Regions from separate parts of the Homo sapiens genome. Here region 2 is linked to region 1. A link is a loop called in an ENCODE intact Hi-C map of the cell type or tissue named here. Cell type or tissue: endothelial cell of umbilical vein. All regions are shown on one strand. Links, peaks and the distances in the headings refer to the core of each region. The heading gives the core; the rest is flanking DNA.

Region 1 (11,273 bases), core at 1,998-9,997:
TTATCTGATTTTCTTTCTTAGTTTATCTACACGATCCTAGGAAAGAAGGCCCTATATCTATGAACAGACACCTGCACTGTAGAATAAATACTAAAGTATTACCTTGACCCTGCACTAGGATGAAAGAGACTATGGACCAGCCAATATGATTGTCCATTTAAACAACTAATATTAGCACAAATCAAGTTCAGTTTGGTGTCTTCCATTAAACTCATTCATCAAAATAGAAAATGTCATTTCAGTAAGAAGCAAAATATACCCAAGAATATTTCTACAGTCCCTGGTAGGTATGATTACAAATATCAACAAATTCTCCACTTATCTGGTCGGTAGTTGATGCTACTTTCACTTACTCCACTGATATAGTTAAGGTCTTTTGGCCACAACTACAAGGTATGGATTAAAAAGTTAGAAATCATAAGGATTGTTTCTTTATTCTGCATGTATGATGAGCCTCCCAAAGTTATTGACTTTAAAGTTCTCAATTGTAGTATTATAAGTCACTTCTACATTTTGCTAAGTTTAATAATATTCTTCAATTTCTTTAAAATGTATTGATTAACAGCTGAATCATAATTTTTGTTGCTCTGTTTACTTGATGATCAAGGCCAAAGTCCAGTAAAAAGCGACAGGAAGTGTATATTCAGGTTGTAGATTTAGCATTTCTGTTAGATGAATTTTGTAACCTACAGTTTACTTAACAATATATAATTAACATTGTTCCCCATATGATTAAATATTTTTCTATATTGTCATATTGGTAAGATATTTCAGATGTTTTACTTTTCTACCTATTTAAATATATTTGTGTAGTAAATATAGAGTTAAACAATTTAAATTATTTACTGTTAGCAAATTCCTAAATTCCTAAAAATTGATTGCTGTTTCCAAGGACTTGTACAATTTTGAAAAAAAGTACATATACATAACTATATGTGTGTGTATATAAGTGTGTGTGTGTGTGTGTGTGTGTATATATATATATATATATATATATATATATATATATATATATTTGCTCTTTTTCCAGCCAAATATGTTTTAGTTAATTAAATTTCAGCTAGCTGGTTGTAAAGTTGGCTACGTTCTGAATGCATAGCATGGCAATACTAGGAGATTTTATATGTATATACATATATACACACACACACACACACATATATATATATTTAACAGTAAGATGACAATGACCTCATAGAAGTGATAATAGAAAATAAGAACTAATACATCTTGTAAATGAAAAATAGCAAAAATATATATTGAGAATTATCTTGGAAATCATATGAAGCTTCTCTTCTATGATCATTAATTCATTCACCTTTTTAAAAAATTATTTACTGAGCACCTACTATTTTCCAGGCACTGTGCTAGATGACTAGGATACAAAGACCAGTAGGCCATTATCTCAACTTTGTGTCTGTGCAGAATATGTTTACATAAAACAGATTCACTTCTATAAAATGGCTGCAAGAGATGCCTGAATGAAGTGTCTCTAGAGGGAGTGAGTGGGGAAGTTTGTGGAGGCTTTACAGAAAAAATAGTATTTGATCGAGCTCTACTAGTGTAAGTAGGAATTTGTCAAAATGCAAAGATATACAATGCAAACAGTAAAAGGTGTTTTTGTTTGATTTGTTTTGTTTTTAATGAAATGAGGTGGTAGTCAGAAGTATGTTTTGTGTCTACCTTGAATGTGGAGTCACCCACACCTTGCTAAGAAGTTCAGTAATTTGTGCAAAAAGTGAGAAAAAGTTTTTCAATAAAGGAGTGACAAAATGTTTGTACAAGGAAAGTACCCTTAATGGACTAAAGTAGAGGAGAAACTGGTGGCAAGAAAACAATAGGGAAACTGTTAGAGTAGGTCATAGGATAGAGGCCATGTCTTAGACGTGGTGAAAATGAAGAGAAGCTGATAAACCAACCAGCTTGTTACGCTGCCCAGTTCTCTCCCCTCCATAAAGCCTTTTTTAAATCACTCCAGCTGAAGCCAATCTCACCTTTTGCGCTCTTTGCTTGTACTTCCTCTTAACACCCACTTTACATTATCTTAAATTATAATACGTATGTCTTTGTCTCATCAGCTTACAGGACATAAGGCCTTTATTCATCTTGTATTCCCTTTAGTGTTGGCTATTGTATATACTATATAGTAGAAGCATAATATTTTTAAATATTTTATATTTAATATGATATTTAATGATTGGTAGTTGTAACAGCGTATTTGGCTCAGTGATAACTATTATAGCATTCATCACATTATATCGTCTCCCTGACAACATGGGATCAGACTCTGTCATCAGAGTTTATGGTGTATTCATGGTTCTTACATTACATAAGAGAAAAAAACATAGAGAAAAAAACATTAGAGGAAAAAAACAAAGGGCATCTTGCATTTGAGAAAATATAGGTTTTACTTTTACTACTTAAAAATAAAAAATGTTAGCTATCCTGTCATTTATGTAATCTGATATAAAACCTTTAACTTCTCTCTATATAGTATTGTGATCATTGTATTAAAATTTCCCATGTTTCCAAAAACTCCACTTAAACATTTGGAAATAGTTAACAATAAATAATGTGTAGATGCTTCAAAGATTTGTTTTTTATAATGTTATTCTTCACGTAATAATTTTCATATATATTTATCCAATAATTTAACCCTAGCTAATTTTATTTTTACCTTATTTATTTATTTATTTATTTATTTATTTATTTATTCATTTGAAACAGAATCTCCTTGTGTCACCCTGGCTGGAATGCAGTGGTGTGATCTCGGCTCACTATAACCTTGGCCTCCCAGGTTCAAGCAATTCTCCTGCCTCAGCCTCCTGAGTAGCTGGAAGTACAGGTGCCTGCCACCACGCCTGACAAATTTTCATATTTTTAGCAGAGACAGAGTTTGACCATGTTGCCCAGGCTGGTCTCAAACTCCTGACCTCATGTGATTCTCTTGCCTTAGCCTCCCAAAGTGCTGGGATTACAGGCATGAGCCACCGCACCCGGCCTCTAACTAATTTTATAAATTAAAATTTCAGTGACATTGTGTCCATGAAACACCAAAACTCAATTATATTATTTCAAAACATGTTATAATGCCTTACGGAACAGCAGCAAAAATAGGGGTCAAAGCATTTTGACTATTAACATGACTCTTTTGTTTTGACTTTTTAGGTTACACTTGAACACAACAATTTGTATATTAACACATATGCCATATTTAAATATCTGAATGCAAAAGGGTTCTACAATAAGGAGGAGTACTTTAGGCTCCTTGGAGAAAATTTTAAAAAATGTATTTTATGACTTTTTTTCACTATAAACTAAACAGCAAACAACCATACTCCAATAAAGCAAAGTCATGTCACTAAAGTTACTCAGCTATCAAACAACTTTTCAGAATCACCAGAACTGAAAGTAACACGTTTCCATGTGTATCTATTGATTGTCTGTCTTTCCCACTGGAAGGTAATACACTTTTTTCAAACTGTCTTTATACTCCCATAGCCTGTTAAATGACTGGCTCCTAGAAAGCAACAAATTGTTTGTGAAATCAATTAATAAAGTAAATAATTATTTAATCAATTAAAGTAAATAATTATTTAATCAATTAAACTACCACTGTGTTTACCAACAATCCTCAAACTTTAATGTGCATAGAAGTTATGTGCAGAACTTCATTTTAAAATGCAGATATCTAACTCCTGCACACATAGATTCTAATTCAGTAGGCTATGCAGTCTGTGACTGTGCATCTAACAAGGACACCAGTGTTTCTCATTTGGAGCAAAGATCACTCTTTAAAAATATTGATATAAATAACACTAATGAGATCAAGAAAACTTCTTGATTCAGATAACCTTTAGCAAATCTTTGGGCAATTAAGTGTTAATTGATTGTGAATAAAGAGGGTCAAATTAAATGAGCACTGCATGTACTATTAAAAAAAAAAAAGAAGAAGAAGACCTAAAGTGACCATGGGGCACTCTGGTAACTTCTCTGATTCTGTGCCTCTTAGATTTGTGAGGTCAGCATGAGTAGAAGGTAAAAGACAAATTTGGTAATATGGACAGATTACAGGACAGCCTATGGATCCAGTGTTCCAATTGGACTGCATTTGGTGTCACTATCCCATGGTTCAAACTGAGAGAAAAGCAGGGAGCAAAAAATCTAGGACAGATAGCACGGTAGCATCTCAAGATACAGACCATGCAGCTGTACTGACATCAAAAAACGGCCTGAGTGTGACATCTAATCTCAAGACAAACCTGTCTTTTTTCAGTTCCTATTTTAAGCTGCCTTTTTCATGTTAGTAAATGGGAACTAGGGAAGTATGTGCTGTTCCCAGAGTTAGATATGCTTTTGAGGTACTGCCCATTGTGGAAAGTTACATCTAAAACATTTATACTTTCTAATTCACCATAAAACCTTTTAAAAATACTGTACAAATTTATGGACTCTGAGCCAGTTCTACTAAATCAGTATTTCTAGGGAGCACACAGTGGGAATCCATATATATGAGCTATTTAGGTGATTTTGATGATTGACCAGGTATGGGAGCTGTGGCTTTCAAAAGCTTTGATAGATATTTCATTATTAGAAATATTACTGTGTTTATAAGGCGTCAGTCCTCTTCCCCCCATCTTTAGCCACACATTTCTGCCTCTGACACAACTCTTCTCCTCATCTGTTGTCTTAGTAGCCTTCTGTCCAAAATTATCTTGTTGTAGATTTGCTTTGTTATTCTATCCCTTTCCTATAGTAGCACTTTCCTGTATTCAGTTTTCCATCAATTTTGAGTCTAAGACTTATTTTTCTATCCTTTCTTTCTCTCTGAATAACTTATATCCTAAAGCACATTGAAATTGCATGTCATACTGTTATACATACCCCACCACTCTTTTTAAGTATATCCTCATTGGTAGTACATCAGCTGGGCTTAATTTCTAAAAACAAAATTAGGGCCCGATGGCTCAATATTTCTGAATAAGTAACCAAAATTGTTATTGTTATAAGAATGTAAGAAAAGGGTGACAAAATGGTGAATTGCTTTAACAAACGGAAAATGAGTTCAGAATGAAGCAGAATGCCTAAGACATTTTACATCTTGACTTGTTTTAACAAGATTCTAATGCTTTGTATTTCATTTATAGAATAGTTATAGCTTCCCATTGGCTCTGTGCTCCCATTTACTCAGCTACTGTAAATAATAGCCATCAGCAAAGCTTTTGAAATCTTCAGATGAAAGGAACTTAAATTAAGGAAGCTTCCCATGTGCATCCCTTCCCCCACAAAAAAGGATGCTAAGAAAACAAAGAACGGGGAGTACAACGGAATGATTGTAGTAACTGAATGCATTCCAGCTTTTGAAAACGATAAACATTTATTTTCTGACCTAAGTGTTGTTGTTTTTAATTTTTTTAACTTTTTTTTCTCAGTTGAAGCAGGCGATAGTGGATATTATCTTAAGATATGAAAGATATTGAAGGAGGCAGTATCAAGTCAGTTACACTATGTGGATTAATGTTGCAGTAGTTTCTTTCTTTGGTTATTGCCAAGCTAGTTGCTATTTTCAGAGTATTAGTCACATGCTTCTGTACCTGAGAGTGAAATTTTTCATTTCCCTCTAAAGATGATTCATTTTGTTTCTTACAGGAAGAACTTTGATAATAAATTCCAGTGTACTTTTAAAAATGTTCCCAGGGACTTAAAATGAACCTGCAAATATTTAATTTTATATTATCTTTTTGACATAGTTTGCTTACATAATCTACATATTTTGAATAGATGATTAGACCAAGGGAGCTTGCAGTAGATAAGGTTAAAATCTTAATGAAGATTAAACATCTTCTTTTAAAATCTCCTTATATTATTACTGTTGAGTGACAGAATAGATATTCAATCCTTTAAGCCAAGAATGTATAATGGGACTGGTATGTAATAAGTAAACTTGGGAAGCATAACTGGAAATACAGAAGATACTGAACTTACATAACAATGTGTCTGAACTTTAAACGTTTTTGCTTTCCACAGTCTGGCTTTCTCTCCTGCATTGTCCATATGTAAAGATGACTTAGCCAAAGCTCCCAAGCTCCCAAGAGTTGACAAATTCTCCCTTCCAGGGATTAACCCAAACCAAATTATAATATCTTAATCCCAATTCCAAGTTCCTAAAAGAGAGAATTTGTGACTGAGAGAAGAGGATACTCTTCTCCCTCTGCCAGCTAAGAAGATGTCTGAAGAGATGGCAGCTACAGATTGGCCCAGAAATTTAGTCAAATCACCCTATTATTCATGTTTTTTTTTTTTTTCTTTTATAGACAGAGTCTCCCTCGGTCACCCAGGCTGGGGTAAAGTGGTGCGATCATGGCTTACTGCAACCTCTGCCTCCCGTGTTCAAGCAATTCTCCTGCCTCAGCCTCCTGGTAGCTGGAATTACAGGCGATGGCTACCAGGCCCGGCTAATTTTTTTTTTTTTTTTTTTGGTCTTTTTAAAAGAGGCAGGGTCTCATCATGTGGTCAGGCTGGTCTCAAACTTCTGACCTCAAATGATCCACCTGCCTAGGCCTCCCAAAGTACTGGGATTACTGGCATGAGCCACCATGCCAGGTGATTTTTTTTTTTAACGTAAGACTTATAATTGAAAACAATTTCACATTCAAATTTTTAATTTAATTAAAACAACATGAAATACAAGTAAATAATTTTGGGGAAGAAAATACATTTATATAACAACACATATGTCTAATTTTATTGATCAGAGTGACATTTTAAAATGTTTTTTCCAGATATAAACAATGACTGTTTTTTGTTTAGTGAAATAGAAATTTAATTCTTCTTCTGCCTATAAAAAAAATTAAAATAACAAGATTTTTTTAAAAGAATCTCAAGGTATTTTTGCACATTGAGACTAATGTGAAGAAAATCATTTTCAGAATTTTTATTGTGAAATACAAACATGATTTTTTTTTCTGTAAAGCATATTCATTAAAACTATGCTTGGAAATTAACATTTCAGCAGAAACCACACATAAAATTTCAGTTTATTAAGACAAAAAAACTAGAGAGTTTGGGCTTTCTTGTTTTACTAATAATGACATTCTGTTTTATTTTCTGACAAGTTTACTGACAGGGCTTTAGAGGTAACTTAACAGTATCTGTACTTACCTGTCAGCCAGGAATGAGTCACTCCTGAATTTACTAAAAATGACATCATCAACATGGTTTAATAATGAACCTTGGGGAAGATTTTATGATACTGTGTGACACGAGACCCTCTCATTAGTGCCATAGGTTTCATTAGTACATGTCATTTTTTCCAACCTTTGCAGCATTACTGGTTGAATACAGCATATTCTGAACATCTCTACATTTGTGACATCTCTTAATGTCACATTTCTTTATTTTTACAAAAGCTGTTTATAGCTTGTTGGATTATCTAAACATGTTTAAAAGATGAGGAAATACTGTAAAGCAAGGAAAATGAGAAAAATTCATAGATTTGCAGGAAAAAAGAAAGAAAAACTACACAGATAACATTAGGCCAGGGAAATGCTTGTTTCCTGTTAGTCCTGATACCCGTGGAAGGCAAACTTCTATCAGGGCATGAGCCTGTGATTCAGGCTAGGGTTCTAAACCCAGCTTTGCCAGTAATAACCTATGTTACTCTTAACCTTTCTTAGATTCATTTTTGATATGTGTGATAGAGGATGAAAATTCTAGGATTCTCTTTGATTAGCACTGATTTTTGGGGGGGGACCTTTGTGAATTTGTCTTTTGTAGCTCCTCCTCCTTCCTTCCCTTTCTTCTCTTTCACAAATATTGATGGAGCAAATAACAAATGCCCTGTATCATAATGGGCATTGCAGATAAAATCAGGCACCTCATTTTATATATGTAAAGATAGATAATATAATTACCATACACAAGTAGATTCAGTCACTCCAAAGTTACATTTGACTCTATAGAAAATCCCTTTGGGAATGAATTTAACAAAGTCTGGATGCTGTTGTTTATTTGCAGTTAACAAGATAATGAAGAAAAATTGTCAGATTTGTGATTTAAGTACTTCCATTTATATTTTATGAATTATCTTAAGGAAGCAAAAGATCTACATTTTTTTTCAAAGGGGCCAGAATTAAAAATGTCCAGTACAGGTTTAGTCTTTTAAAAGCCAATGCAAGTAATAAAGGTTGTGTTAAATTAAGTCCAGTCCATCATTCGTCATTTTCAATTTTAAAGCTAACATTTACCATGTGCTAGTTCAAGCCAACTTTACAAAGCCTGTCACTGTGATATCTAATGTGGTGAATCCCACTTGAGTTTCTAATGTCTTCTCCTGACATTTCTTCAGGAGTGACTGATAGTGCCACAGGTCCAGATGGACTGAATAGTGGGGATTGATACTGATACAAATGAAGCTTAGAAACAAGAAAGAGTTATGGAAAACACATCTTAGTGAAAGATCATGTCTTATTCTGATGACTTGTTTAAAATACAACATAATTTTTCCATGATGTTAGAGAGATAACACATTTCCATGTATATTTCCATAAATGTTTCAAGTAAAAATGGGTAAATAAGCACTAAAAGATATCATTCACATGCACACAGTTATAAGGTTATATCTGCAAAATTTATAACTATAGATATCACATCAAAATCAAAATTAAGAGAACAGATATTTTTAAAAACCTTCTTGTTTGTCAGGTGGTTACTGAACTACTTGTCATCATAGGACTAATTTGTCTTTCTAAAGGTAAAATCATGACAGATATTAAGTGTAGAATGAAGGTAGGAGTATTCAATACATTTTGTGGTATTGGTTTAGACACCAGGAAAGCTCCTGGGAAAATTCCATATGCTAGTGAAACTATAAATTGCATTGAGTGTTTATTGGTTTCTGTCATGGTATAGTAGGTATTGGTTAGTGATTTTTTTAAAAAGGAAAATTCATTTGTTTGTAGCTTTCATTTCTCAGTTATGTGTTTTCAGGAAGGTGCATTTGTCTTATGAAGGTGGTATAAAGGAACTACTTTAGAATTCAGTTCTCATCACAAACAAATATCTTAATGTAATATATTTATTTTTTCCCAGGGAAGCCAGAGAGGCATATGATATCTGGTGAATAACTATGGCCTACCAATCGTTAAATAAAATGGACACAATTTACTTTTACTTCTTGAAAAAAATTTTCCCCATCAAAAGGATCATTAATTCAAATAAAATTCAAAGTGGTGTATTTAAAATACACACTTTTCTTCTAGTAATCTCAAAATCAACCTGGTTTGTACAACATAAAAGATGTAAACTCTCAATCATATGAAATTTTCTTTCACTGCATTAATATTCAGTGAAGCTTGTGATTTTAGCAAATCTCTTCTGCTGGTTTAGAGGGAACAACAAAATATCAGGCTTTTAGGGTGTGCTTCCAATACTGCCCTGGGTAGACATGGGGAGAATTCAGGTCATAGAATTTAATGACTTTTTTTCAAAAGCAAAACACATGCACACTAATAATTTAAATAACCTTTCTTGTCAACAATAGAAATATGTAACACAGCAATAGCTGATTAATAGCAAAATTAATGGTGTAGGCAATAATTGCTAAAGGAGTTCACAAGAAAAGATTGCTTTACTGGAGAGGTGAGATACACATTAATGCAAAGTTAGGAATTGAGCTGAGAAATGAAGAATGGAAACAGGGCAGGAAAGTCATTCTAGGATTAAGAAGTGTGAGAAATGCCCACAGCTAAGGCAGAGGGATAAGAAAGTAAAATGATCGTTTTTAAGATAAGAATGAGCATGGCTATATGAAGGGTATCTGTATAGAGTAGAAAAACTAGAAAATTAGCTTAGAGTCAGGATATGATGACTTTTGAATGCCTGGCTATGTGATTTTGTCTTTATCTCTTAAATCAGAATTTCACAGAGCACAGTCTTCAAAACAGTAGTTTCATAAGATGTGATAGCTATTCCTCGGGGATGCAGTAAGGGCGTGAGTGAGATTTTGAAGTTCAAATATATTTGGGAAATTCTCAATGAAAAAAAAAATTTCCTATAATACACCTTCATGGCGCTATGGTTGTATTAATGTGCATTGTGAAACTCCAAGAGGAAGACAGAGACCAGATGAACCCCCAAACACATTTGAATGTGAAATGTTTTTCCCGTGAATCATCCCACAGCGTAGATGTGTACATAGAACAAAACTTAGGAAATACTGTTTTTTTTGTCGCTGTTGAGCAGGAAGGTGAAGAAGTTTTATTGGCTCTATTGTGTGCCAACAGTTTATTAGAGAGTAAGAATGTAGAGATACATAAGAAGTACACATTATCTTGAAAGAGCTCATAGTGTAGTTATAAACAAACCCCCCAAAAGTGTGACAGCACTTCATGCATGCAATAATAAGACTCCAAAGGGAGAGGCAGGCATACTGTAGTGTTTAGGCACATGGACTTTGGATCCAGACCACTGATGCTTGAATTTTGGTTCCATCACTAACCAGCTATGTGGTATTGGATAATATACTCTCCTTTCTGTGCCTCAGTTTTTTCACCTGTAAAATGGACAAACTAAGACCAACTCCAGATGGTTACTATAAAGTTTATAATGCATATAAAGCATGTTAACAGTCTGGTATGTAATAACTTCTATGTAAATATTCAGTTATTATGTAGTATAAAAACTTTATAATATAAAAATATAATAATATAATATAGAAACCTTATAAAATTGTAATCATATTATAAAAACATTAACATATAAAAACATAAATGCCTTCATGTCTTCCAGAAATATGAAATAATTCTACATTTCTCAAACATACTATATGAAGAGTTAAGAGATGAAAGATGAGGCTGGAGAGATGTAGATGTTTTACTGAAAAGTTTGCACTTTATTGTGTAGGTGAAGAGGAGTCAAGGAATGATTCTAGGAAGAAAATCATGATCAGATTTATAATTTCAAAAAGTTATTCTGGTGACAAGCGAAGAGGCTCTTGCTCTTGCAACACATGTTTAAGAAATGGGGGCCTGTACCAAGGCTGAGTCAGGTAAAATGGAGAGAAAATATCTAGTCCAAAAATATTTAGGGAATATAATTATAAACCCATGATGATTGAAGGGATGCGAAGGAGAAGGAAGAATTGAGAATACATGTTGAGTTTGTAGCTCGAAATACTAAATGAAAAATATCATCACTAATCAATTTTGGAGAACAAAAGAGGAGCAGAATGAGATGTGGGTTAGGAACAGTGCAGGAAGACGAACAGTAAGATT
Region 2 (11,273 bases), core at 1,158-9,157, 82 kb before region 1:
AGTCATAAATCATTGTTGTCAATGTAGGGAAAGTCAAGCAGTGAGACACGAAATGTTTTGTGGTTTTTCCATAAGCAGTGTGTGTGTGTGTGTGTGTGTGTGTGTGTGTGTGTGTGTGTGTGTGTGTGTAATATTTGAGATTTTTAAGACATAGTGAGATGGACTAAAAATTTGATCCATTGAAAACTGATGAAAATTGAAGGTGATTGAATCTTTAGGTAACATTTCCAAAGGTGTTTGTGGATGTATCAGAATTCCAGATTTCTGGAGGGAGGAGGCACACATTGAAACATAAAGAAGGAAAGTATACAAAAACAAATTCATACATACCTTAAACATTCATTGATGGTGCTCAAAGTAGGAAAAGGTGGAAATATTTGTTTATTCCAAAAAACTAAATACATTCATGGTTCGTAATAGATCATAAAAAACTAAAATTTGGCGTTTATCTTCCATTTTAGAAACCTAAAAGAAAAAACTATACTCTTTTACATTTGCCTTAACATTTCTGTCAAGAGTTGGAAATCCAGGTGCTTCTGCTTTCTGTACTACTTTTCTTTGCGCCTATTAAAACTCCAATTTTGCTTTGAGAGAAAGAAGAATGATTCTACTTCTCAGAATATTTAGCTAGCTATGTGATGCAGAGGCAATTTTCAGATTTACATTCTTATCACTGCTTCTGTAAGCTCAATTATTTTAACAAGGTCTTTCCAATTTCCCCTAATGTTTTTCATAACTACCTTGAACTTACATTTAAATCAAAACTCATTTGTGAAATAACTCATTTCTCCTAGACTTTTGAAGCTTTCAGCATCACACGTGTAGGAAGTTACTGTTTCTATGTGTAAAAGTTTGGTATAAATGTTTCCTTTTTATTCCAATGGATTTATTAAGTGTTAGCCAAAGCCACTCATGTAAATTTTAGGTTTGCATTTTTATTAGTTTATTTGCAATTTGTGTTGACATATTGGCCACTTATTCTGATTACGATGAAAAAAGACTAAACTAAGCCTTTAAAACAGGTGTACTAGAAGTGTCCATGTGTAAATTTTTTCATTTGACCAAGAATGATATCTTTTTTTTGTTGTACTGAATTATTGTACTTTATGTGAAGGAAAAAAAATCAGATTGTGACATCCTAATTGCAGATAATTTTTTTTTTTTTTGGGACGAGGTCTCACTTCATCACCAGGCTGGAGTGTAGTGGTGCAATCTCAGCTCACAGCAACCTCTGCCTCCCGGGTTCAAGCGATTTTCCTGCCCCAGCCTCCAGAGTAGCTGGGACTATAGGCGCATTCAACGATGCCCAGCTGATTTTTTGTATTTTTAGTAGAGACTAGGTTTCACCCTGTCAGCCAGGATGGTCTTGATCTCCTGACCTCGTGATCCACCCACCTTGGCCTCCCAAAGTGCTGGGATTACAGGTGTGAGCCACCACGCCGGGCCCTAATTGCAGATAATTTTTATGAATCATTTATATATTCAACACTTTATTGAACAGAAGTATTATATATATCAAACTTCTTCAATAAACTGTTAGGAACACTTTGACCTGCTTTTATTATGAGTTGTAAATATTCTGAAAAAAACATCAAAATGATGGCATCAAATTCTCTAACATATGCATTAATTGTAAATTAGGTAATTTTTGTATTAATATTTCATTAACCTTTACAATATTTCAACCACTATGTATATATATGTATCATACCTAACTCATGTCAATTGTGTCTTTAATTATTAATTGTGTCTTTAATTATTACATTTAATTTTTACATTTTTCTCCAAAAAAGGAATGCATTTTTCTGTATTCAGTGTGAATTATGTATCTTTTACCAACAACATCTCATTCTAATTAAAAGTACCTATTACATTATTTAGTTCTAATATACCTTATTAGTTACTAGTTACCCAAAATTTAAGGATAGGTTTAGAATACTGCAAAGTACAACAAATTGGTTTTCATCCTTATACTTCATCCGCATTTGATTTGTGTAACTCTATGATATGGCTGAGATTGCAGTACATGGCTTCAGAAATTAAATTGTCTTTAGAGATTATTGCTTCTGTGCATGTGTAATTAAGTGTACTCATTATTGTCTATAAAGCCGTAAAACCCCACAGTTTTATGGGAAGAATATAAAGCCAATGATTTCAAATCAATCAGTTGGAGAGAATTCTGAGATGTTCCAACAATTAGTTTTGTGAAAAACTTTAAGATACACAATCTTCCTGCAGTCAGCCTAGATAGATAAAGTAGTAAAGGCTCTGCCATATTAATTAAACAAGCATTCATTAAGCACCTGCTGTGTATTTGCCACCATGTTCTCTAAGGTGTGAGGGTTGATGTCAGAGATGTCAGAGGGTTATGAAATGTTAGATTTGAAAAGAATTTTAGAGTAAATCTTGTCTAATTTTTATTCTTTATTGCTGAGACCTGGAAAATGCAAGTGGCTTCAGTTCTCACATCTAAAATTAGTATCAACACTAGAGTTAGAATGCACAAGAGAAAACAAAATTATATTGAGTGGACCTAAGAGTCAGAGTGGGTGTTGGGTTGACTACAAATAGTAAAGTGTAAACTGTACAAATTACATAGTGATGCCATAGGAAGCAAAGTCAAAGAATGATTACATATAAAATTTGATTTATATCACTAAGTCTAGATCATAATCCTAGGCTCTTTCAGAAATAATGTCAAATACTCTCATTGATTCTATATGAAAGGTGAATAGCATTCTCTGTGAATTGGGGCACTCATAATGACCAAAACTGTGCTGAATCAATACTTTTATAATACTTTAATAAATTATAACATCAGTCACAACACTTATGTGTTTGGCAACATATTTATTTGCTTTGATAGCATTGTTACTTGTTCATTTGGCCTGGAAAATTCCTTGAAATAACTCCATGGTGTTCTAAATCCAGAGATTGAGAACCAAATAAAATCTGATGAGAAAGTTTTTTCTTCAGTGGTGTGTTTAACATTTTAGTGCTTCAGGATTAACTTCCAGGTCTCATGTTATGAAGAAATACCAGGAACGAAATACTTTTTACCAATATAAACAAATGAAGTTCATATTGAATACTAGCATATCAGATTCAGAAGATGGCTTTTCACATGTTTGTACTGATCTTTGGAACAATGCATTAAACATTTAGAAACAAATAGAACATCATTCACTTGTTGGGTGAATAGGAAGATTAAACATAGCAATAGGAAGATTAAACAAACTAACCTTATGGTAAACTTCAAATATTGTAAAGATGATTTGTAGTTTAAAATATTCACTTATAATTTTGTTCTATTATCATCACTACAATTCAACAGATTTGCTCAGTTTTCCTTTCACCTATTACTTCTCACTCCTCTCCTTCCCTATCATAGTTTTACTACATGGAAGCATCAGAGCGTTTAATTTTATATTTTCTAAGCTGCGTTTCCTTCCCATTAAGCTAGCTAATAGAGATGACTCTATTATCTTTCTTCCTGAATGAACTCTAAGTTTGCTATTTGGTTTTTTTCTTATTTCCTCTAAAGCCTTCTAAAATAATCTCAGGCATCCCTCCAGAATCATTGTGGAGTAACAAGGGCATAGCTATGGAGGTACTTTTTATTTTTAATAGACAAGTAGAAAAAATTACACATTTTCAAACAAATATCAAGTAAAAAATGGGACACATACCTTGCATTTACTCTTCTATCACATATACTTTCTATATTAGAATAGACATTCTTATTAACATTAGGCACAGGCTCTGGGAATTGAAATTTATTCATACAGTAGATAATCTTTTAGACATATTGGTTATGAAAAGGAAGGAGAATTGGATACAGTAACCCAGAAGCAAGTTCTTTTTCTGCTTCTAAAGGCAGGTCAAAATAAATAACACTCTTGCCGATATATCTAAAACATACCATGTTTTTACCTCTTCTTCATTTAAGCCATTGAAACAACACAGTAATTTCAAACATTTCGGAATCATTTCAAAAATATTGTTAAGATAATTAGATAGCCAAGAAGATAAGTTGTGTCAAGAAACTAAAGATACAATTTAATGTAATTATGGTATTTTTTCCATTCTTAATATAAACATTTTGCCATCCATTTAACATAGTAGAAGCCATATAATCAATATTATATTTTATGTTTTTAATCTATATATTCTAATTAGTATCATGCTGCTTTTAAAGCCATGCAGTTTTTTGTTTTTTGTTCTTCTTTAACATGCAGAGTTTAGTTGGTTAGCATTGAATGGTAGAGAACGTATATTAGTTTAGGCCTATGAAAATGCAAAAGTGCAAGATTGTTATTAATTTGATTTAAATAAATACTGAAATTAAAATATATTGAGTCACTCAGTTTACCTGAGTGGTCCTGTTTCATCTTGCGCTTGTCAGTTGGTACCACTTGTACAATAACAAACATTGAAAAAAATTTGAATTGGGAGTATGTGCCAGACACTGGAGATACACAGAAATTGTGTAGGGAAGACAGGCACGTAATATAGTAATATAAGTATAATAATGGATTGTATAGAAGTACAGGGGTGTTACAAAGCAAATTATTATATCTGCAAAGGAGAGTTAAGGAAAGATTAACTTCTATAAGAAGTGTCACTTTGGTCTAGCCTAGTATAATGGATGTGACCCTACCATTGTCTAAGATTGGAATGGGCACCCAGGGACTAGCAGATGTGAAACCTGTAAGTGTGAGAATTTGGTATGTCTAAGGAATGGCAAGTGGTTCAGTGTGCGAAGCTTACAGTGCAGCCAGGGTGAAGAGATGAAGGTGGCAAATTAGGGAAAAGGCCTTTCCACTCTACAAAAGGACTTTCACTTTATCCTGTCAAAGACAGGGGATCACTAAGGAATTTCAAGACAAGAAGTAACAATGTAGCTGCACTTTGGAAAATTGATTGAAGCAGGGTTGACATTGAAAGCAGGAAAGTCAATTAAAAGTTTATTGTAGTGGTTTCAAAGGAAGAAAATGAGAGTGAAGATGTAGTAAAGAAGAGAGACACATTTAGAAAGCAAAAGCAAAGAACTAAGAGTCTAAGTGGAAATAGGATTTAGAGGAAGGGAGGTGATTGCTCTGTCGCTAACCTGGCTGATAGAGTCAGGGGTAGAACCATTAATCAAAATACAAAAATGCAGGAAGAGCAAGTTTATTGGAGAAGATAAGTTCACTGGGGGTATATTAAGGTTAAAGCGTCTGTGGAAATGTAAGCTTCCTGCAAGGAAATAGCTTATGAATGAGTGAAGAATTTTTCAGTGGGCTTTTGTTTCCAAGTTTCGAATCTAGGTCAGAAGTGAGTGTTTGACAGTGCCCAATTCATAGTACCTTCCCAGCATTAAATGCTAACCTTTTTTTCCTGTATGTATGCATTTGTAAATTAATCCATTCAAGATATTTTTGTAGATTTTTGCTATGTAGGCATTGTATATATATCAGTAAAGAACACAGCCTCAGCCCTCCACTATTTTAATTTAGTAGGAAATACTAAGAAGTAAACTAATAATCATAATAACTTGTGACAAGTGCAGATTTACTACATTCTCATATACAGTTACATCTATCTATGTTTTTTCTGTATTCATCTTTGGATTTTATTTTGTTTTGTTTTGTTTTTGTGTTGTTACATTGTTTAGGCATGTCTTGAACTCCTGACCTTAAGCAATCCTCCTGCCTCAGCCTCCCAAAGCTTCAGTGTTATAGGCATGAGCCACTGCTCCTGGCCCAGGATTATTTATTTGTTAGAAAGTTACAGATTTTTAACATAATTTGTCTAAGGGCTTTATATTTTTGGATATCAATATACTTTATTTAAAAATTTATTGTCCACTTATATTTGAATATTATTTTTTTTCTTGTTACTGAAACTATAAAAATGTGTTTATACTTTTAAAATATCTCATATTAGAGATTACAAAGGTGAAAGTACATTGCATTGTGCCTAGCATGGAATATACACACAAGCAACACTTTTTCTTCCATTTATTGACTTTGCTCTGGAGTCCTTTTCTTTACATATACTGCCTAATGTTCTTTTTATGTCCAACACGCTTGCTGTTCCATATTTCATGATTAAGTCTTTTATAAAAGAAACCAAATTTTGGGTATCTTTCTGTCCTCACCAACCTAATCACAGTTAATCATTTCTCAATAAGCATTTGTTGAATACTCCGTATAACATTCGGAAGATGCTAAAATACATAAAATATGTTCCAAGTGCAGTATGGAAGCTCAGAGAAGATGATGTTAATATTAATGAGAAAATATGAGTAGGAAATTCCCACAGAAATATCTACAAAAAATGATAAGGATATTGCAAGTAGAGAGAACAAGTTAATGATTCATAGGCATTAAATTATGTGTATTAAAAACAAAGTAAAAAATCACAAATACCTTTAAATTTAGAAAATAAAGAAAATTTAATATCAAGTAAATTAAATATTGATATGTCAGTAAAAAACCTTTTTTTAAAAAAAAGCATAATTAAAATCAATGGAGGAAATAAGATGTCCTAGTTCATAGCACTTTTCTATGTCAAATATAAGCTGCTTGGATTTAATAGGCATATAACATTTAGAAATATAATGTAAATCAGCAGCCACTTGTTCTATATTACTTTGCAGATGGGGAAACTGAGACTCACGGATATAAATTGCTTCACATAGGTAGAACATCCTCAGTGACAGGATAAAAACAAAACCTAACTCCCTTTCTTTGTCTACTGCTCTTTCTGCTAAACATCATTGACAGGTATAGCATAAGTTAAAGTTTATGGTGTTTTAAGGAATACAGTTCATAAAGCAAACAAAATTATTTCTAGTTATTTCTAATGTAACTTATGGTTGTGATTCTACAATTTTGTGTAGCTTGCATAATGAGATGTTATGCATATTTCAGATTTTTTTCATTTACAAAGGAAATATTTATTTTAATTTTGTCACTGGCATTGTCTAACATCTAAAAAGTCTCCATATCCTGTTCTCTGGGTGTTAACTCCGGTTAAGAATGAAAGATGGCACTCCTCTGTGTTAGCTAGTTATTAGCATTTTCTATGTCTTGAGTAAAACTCAGTAACTTTGTCTTTTGATAACAGAAAATCTGTCTGAATACACGGTGTTTAAGGGTTAGATCAATCAATTCTTTGTTTTTTATCTAGTGCCATTAAATTGAAAATTTTAAATTAGATTCTAGATATTACTAAAATGAATGCTTTAATTATAATTTTCTGATTTATAGTATAAAATAAATAGTTTTAAAACAAAGTCATTGATCAGCACAATGATGTTTTGTTTTTAAGTTCTGGGATACATGTGCAGAACGAGCAGGTTTGTTACATAGGTATACATGTGCTATGGTGGTTTGCTGCACCTATCAACCCATCATCTAGGTTTCAAGCCTCGCATGCATTAGGTATTTGCCCTAATACTCTCCCTTTCCTTACCTCCCACCCCCGACAGGCCCTGGTGTGTGATGTTCTCCTACCTGTGCCCTGTGTTCTCATTATTCAACTCCCACTTATGAGTGAGAACATGCGGTGTTTGGTTTTCTGTTCCTGTGTTAGTTTGGATTAGCACAATGGTTTTATTTATTTATTTTTTTATTATTATACTTTAAGTTTTAGGGTACATGAGCACAACGTGCAGGTTAGTTACATACGTATACATGTGCCAAGCTGGTGTGCTGCACCCACTAACTCGTCATCTAGCATTAGGTGTATCTCCCACTGCTATCCCTCCCCACTCCCCCCACCCCACAACAGTCCCCAGAGTGTGATGTTCCCCTTCCTGTGTCCATGTGATCTCATTGTTCAATTCCCACCTATGAGTGAGAATATGTGGTGTTTGGTTTTTTGTCCTTGCGATAGTTTACTGAGAATGATGATTTCCAATTTCATCCATGTCCCTACAAAGGACATGAACTCATCATTTTTTATGGCTGCATAGTATTCCATGGTGTATATGTGCCACATTTTCTTAATCCAGTCTATCATTGTTGGACATTTGGGTTGGTTCCAAGTCTTTGCTATTGTGAATAATGCTGCAATAAACATACGTGTGCATGTGTCTTTATAGCAGCATGATTTATAGTCCTTTGGGTATATACCCAGTAATGGGATGGCTGGGTCAAATGGTATTTCTAGTTCTAGATCCCTGAGGAATGGCCACACTGACTTCCACAATGGTTGAACTAGTTTACAGTCCCACCAACAGTGTAAAAGTGTTCCTATTTCTCCACATCCTCTCCAGCACCTGTTGTTTCCTGACTTTTTAATGATTGCCATTCTAACTGGTGTGAGATGGTATCTCATTGTGGTTTTGATTTGCATTTCTCTGATGGCCAGTGATGGTGAGCATTTTTTCCTGTGTTTTTTGGGTGCATAAATGTCTTCTTTTGAGAAGTGTCTGTTCATGTCCTTCACCCACTTTTTGATAGGGTTGTTTGTTTTTTTCTTGTAAATTTGTTTGAGTTCATTGTAGATTCTGGATATTAGCCCTTTGTCAGATGAGTAGGTTGCAAAAATTTTCTCCCATTTTGTAGGTTGCCTGTTCACTCTGATGGGAGTTTCTTTTGCTGTGCAGAAGCTCTTTAGTTTAATTAGATCCCATTTGTCAATTTTGGCTTTTGTTGCCATTGCTTTTGGTGTTTTAGACATGAAGTCCTTGCCCATGCCTATGTCCTGAATGGTAATGCCTAGGTTTTCTTCTAGGGTTTTTATGGTTTTAGGTCTAACGTTTAAGTCTTTAATCCATCTTGAATTGATTTTTGTATAAGGTGTAAGGAAGGGATCCAGTTTCAGCTTTCTACATAAGGCTAGCCAGTTTTCCCAGCACCATTTATTAAATAGGGAATCCTTTCCCCATTGCTTGTTTTTCTCAGGTTTGTCAAAGATCAGATAGTTGTAGATAAGCGGTGTTATTTCTGAGGGCTCTGTTCTGTTCCATTGATCTATAACTCTGTTTTGGTACCAGTACCATGCTGTTTTGGTTACTGTAGCCTTGTAGTATAATTTGAAGTCAGGTAGTGTGATGCCTCCAGCTTTGTTCTTTTGGCTTAGGATTGACTTGGCAATGAGGGCTCTTTTTTGGTTCCATATGAACTTTAAAGTAGTTTTTTCCAATTCTGTGAAGAAAGGCATTGGTAGCTTGATGGGGATGGCATTGAATCTGTAAATTACCTTGGGCAGTATGGCCATTTTCACGATATTGATTCTTCCTACCCATGAGCATGGAATGTTCTTCCATTTGTTTGTATCCTCTTTTATTTCCTTGAGCAGTGGTTTGTAGTTCTCCTTGAAGAGGTCCTTCACATCCCTTGTAAGTTGGATTCCTAGGTATTTTATTCTCTTTGAAGCAATTGTGAATGGGAGTTCACTCATGATTTGGCTCTCCGTTTGTCTGTTGTTGGTGTATAAGAATGCTTGTGATTTTTGCACATTGATTTTGTATCCTGAGAGTTTGCTGAAGTTGCTTATCAGCTTAAGGAGATTTTGGGCTAAGAGAATGGGGTTTTCTAGATATACAATCATGTCATCTGCAAACAGGGACAATTTGACTTCCTCTTTTCCTAATTGAATACCCTTTATTTCCTTCTCCTGCCTAATTGCCCTGGCCAGAACTTCCAACACTATGTTGAATAGGAGTGGTGAGAGAGGGCATCCCTGTCTTGTGCCAGTTTTCAAAGGGAATGCTTCCAGTTTTTGCCCATTCAGTATGATATTGGCTGTTGGTTTGTCATAGATAGCTCTTATTATTTTGAAATATGTCCCATCAATACCTAATTTATTGAGAGTTTTTAGCATGAAGAGTTGTTGAATTTTGTCAAAGGCCTTTTCTGCATCTATTGAGATAATCATGTGGTTTTTGTCTTTGGCTCTGTTTATATGCTGGATTACATTTATTGATTTGCGTATATTGAACCAGCCTTGCATCCCAGGGATGAAGCCCACTTGATCATGGTGGATAAGCTTTTTGATGTAGCACAATGGTTTTAATTAATAGGTGAAAATAATAACTTGGAAGAAAAACTGATAATATTTTAAAAATAGAACCAGCCATTTAAAAAAAGTGGTGTTGGTTTGAGTTGAGATTTTTGGAGTTTATGATCACTGAGGTGGCATTGATGGGTACTGCTATGTGGGGTCAAACTTGGGTCCTAAAGGAACCCTGTATTCACAGCAGGAGAAGAAAGCTGACATCAAAGGGAAAGCAGGAGAATAATAGTTCAATTACCAGTGAAATTAGGTACACTGGTTTTCAAAGTTTTTCTTAATTGTACAAATTGATTTTTTAAAGACATGAGCTTGATAAATGAGAAGTGGTTGGGCTCACATAAACATTTATAAATGAAAGTATTTTGGGGATCATTTTGTTTACTGAAGTTAATGTATTATTAAAATATCATTGTATAGAAATGTAAATACTTATATTGAGTAAATATAGAACAGTTTGTATATTAAATATGCACTTGATTGGGGAGGACTAATGACGAATGTACCTATGCAGATGTTGCCTACTCTTCCTTTGGGCTGCCTAGAAAGAGCACTCTGATAAATTCAATGTAACCTTTTTAATACAGTTTATTAATAAATGTTTTATTACTTTATGACAGAGAGTAGAGAAATGACACTCGTTTTAACTTTGTTCATTGACAGCTGGTAAACAAACAGGCAGACATTTCTGGCTTAATTACAAAAATAGAAAAGTGATTACAATAATATTCATAATAATCTATTTTTAAGTGACTTTTTCGATTACAACAATATGCATAGATGTGTGTAAACATTCATGCATATTTATAAAGTAAAATCAAGACTAATTGGTAGCTCATTGTTGAAGGGAAAATATATTCTATCTTGTCTTCAAAATAGAGAATTAGAAGAACACTTCAAGAAAGTTGTGCAGATAATTATATTCAGATTATATGAGAATATGGATACAAAATGATCAAAATAAATATTAATATTTTTCTTCCACATGTTCTGCAAATATGTATGGAAATATAAATATTTGTATTTGTTTGTCTTTATCTTTTGTCTTGCCTACAGGAAAGTAAACTGCAGGAAAGCAGCAATATGGTCTGCCTTGTTTACAGCAGCATAACCTTTACTGCTAACAGTGTCTAGACCTTGGGGATTGTTCAGTAAGCACTGATAGGTGAATGAATAATGTACTGAACTATCTAATAAGTGCAGAACAAAACAAATGTGATCTGTTGCCTTCATGTCTAATAGATCTGGTAGGGCTAGGATTTAAA

What was found. Peaks named below come from ENCODE experiments on the same cell type or tissue, not always from the same donor. Only the 100,000 strongest peaks of a DNase experiment are listed, where the experiment ranks them.
Region 2: a loop joins it to region 1, with 2.6 times the contacts of the local background. A loop is called at or near these places in 2 of 110 quality-filtered maps.

Annotation. Positions count from the first base shown.
Region 1 is chr7:120,397,024-120,408,296 of GRCh38, forward strand. The region is part of intron 1 of KCND2 (potassium voltage-gated channel subfamily D member 2); the gene reads left to right. Among named protein-coding and RNA genes, the nearest start is that of KCND2, 130 kb to the left of the region's middle. In endothelial cell of umbilical vein, for the core only: no CTCF peak of the experiment used is centred there; a DNase peak (open chromatin) is centred at 5,488; H3K27ac peaks cover 1,510 bases.
Region 2 is chr7:120,315,689-120,326,961 of GRCh38, forward strand. All of the region lies in intron 1 of KCND2 (potassium voltage-gated channel subfamily D member 2), which reads left to right. Among named protein-coding and RNA genes, the nearest start is that of KCND2, 48 kb to the left of the region's middle. In endothelial cell of umbilical vein, for the core only: no CTCF peak of the experiment used is centred there; a DNase peak (open chromatin) is centred at 5,133.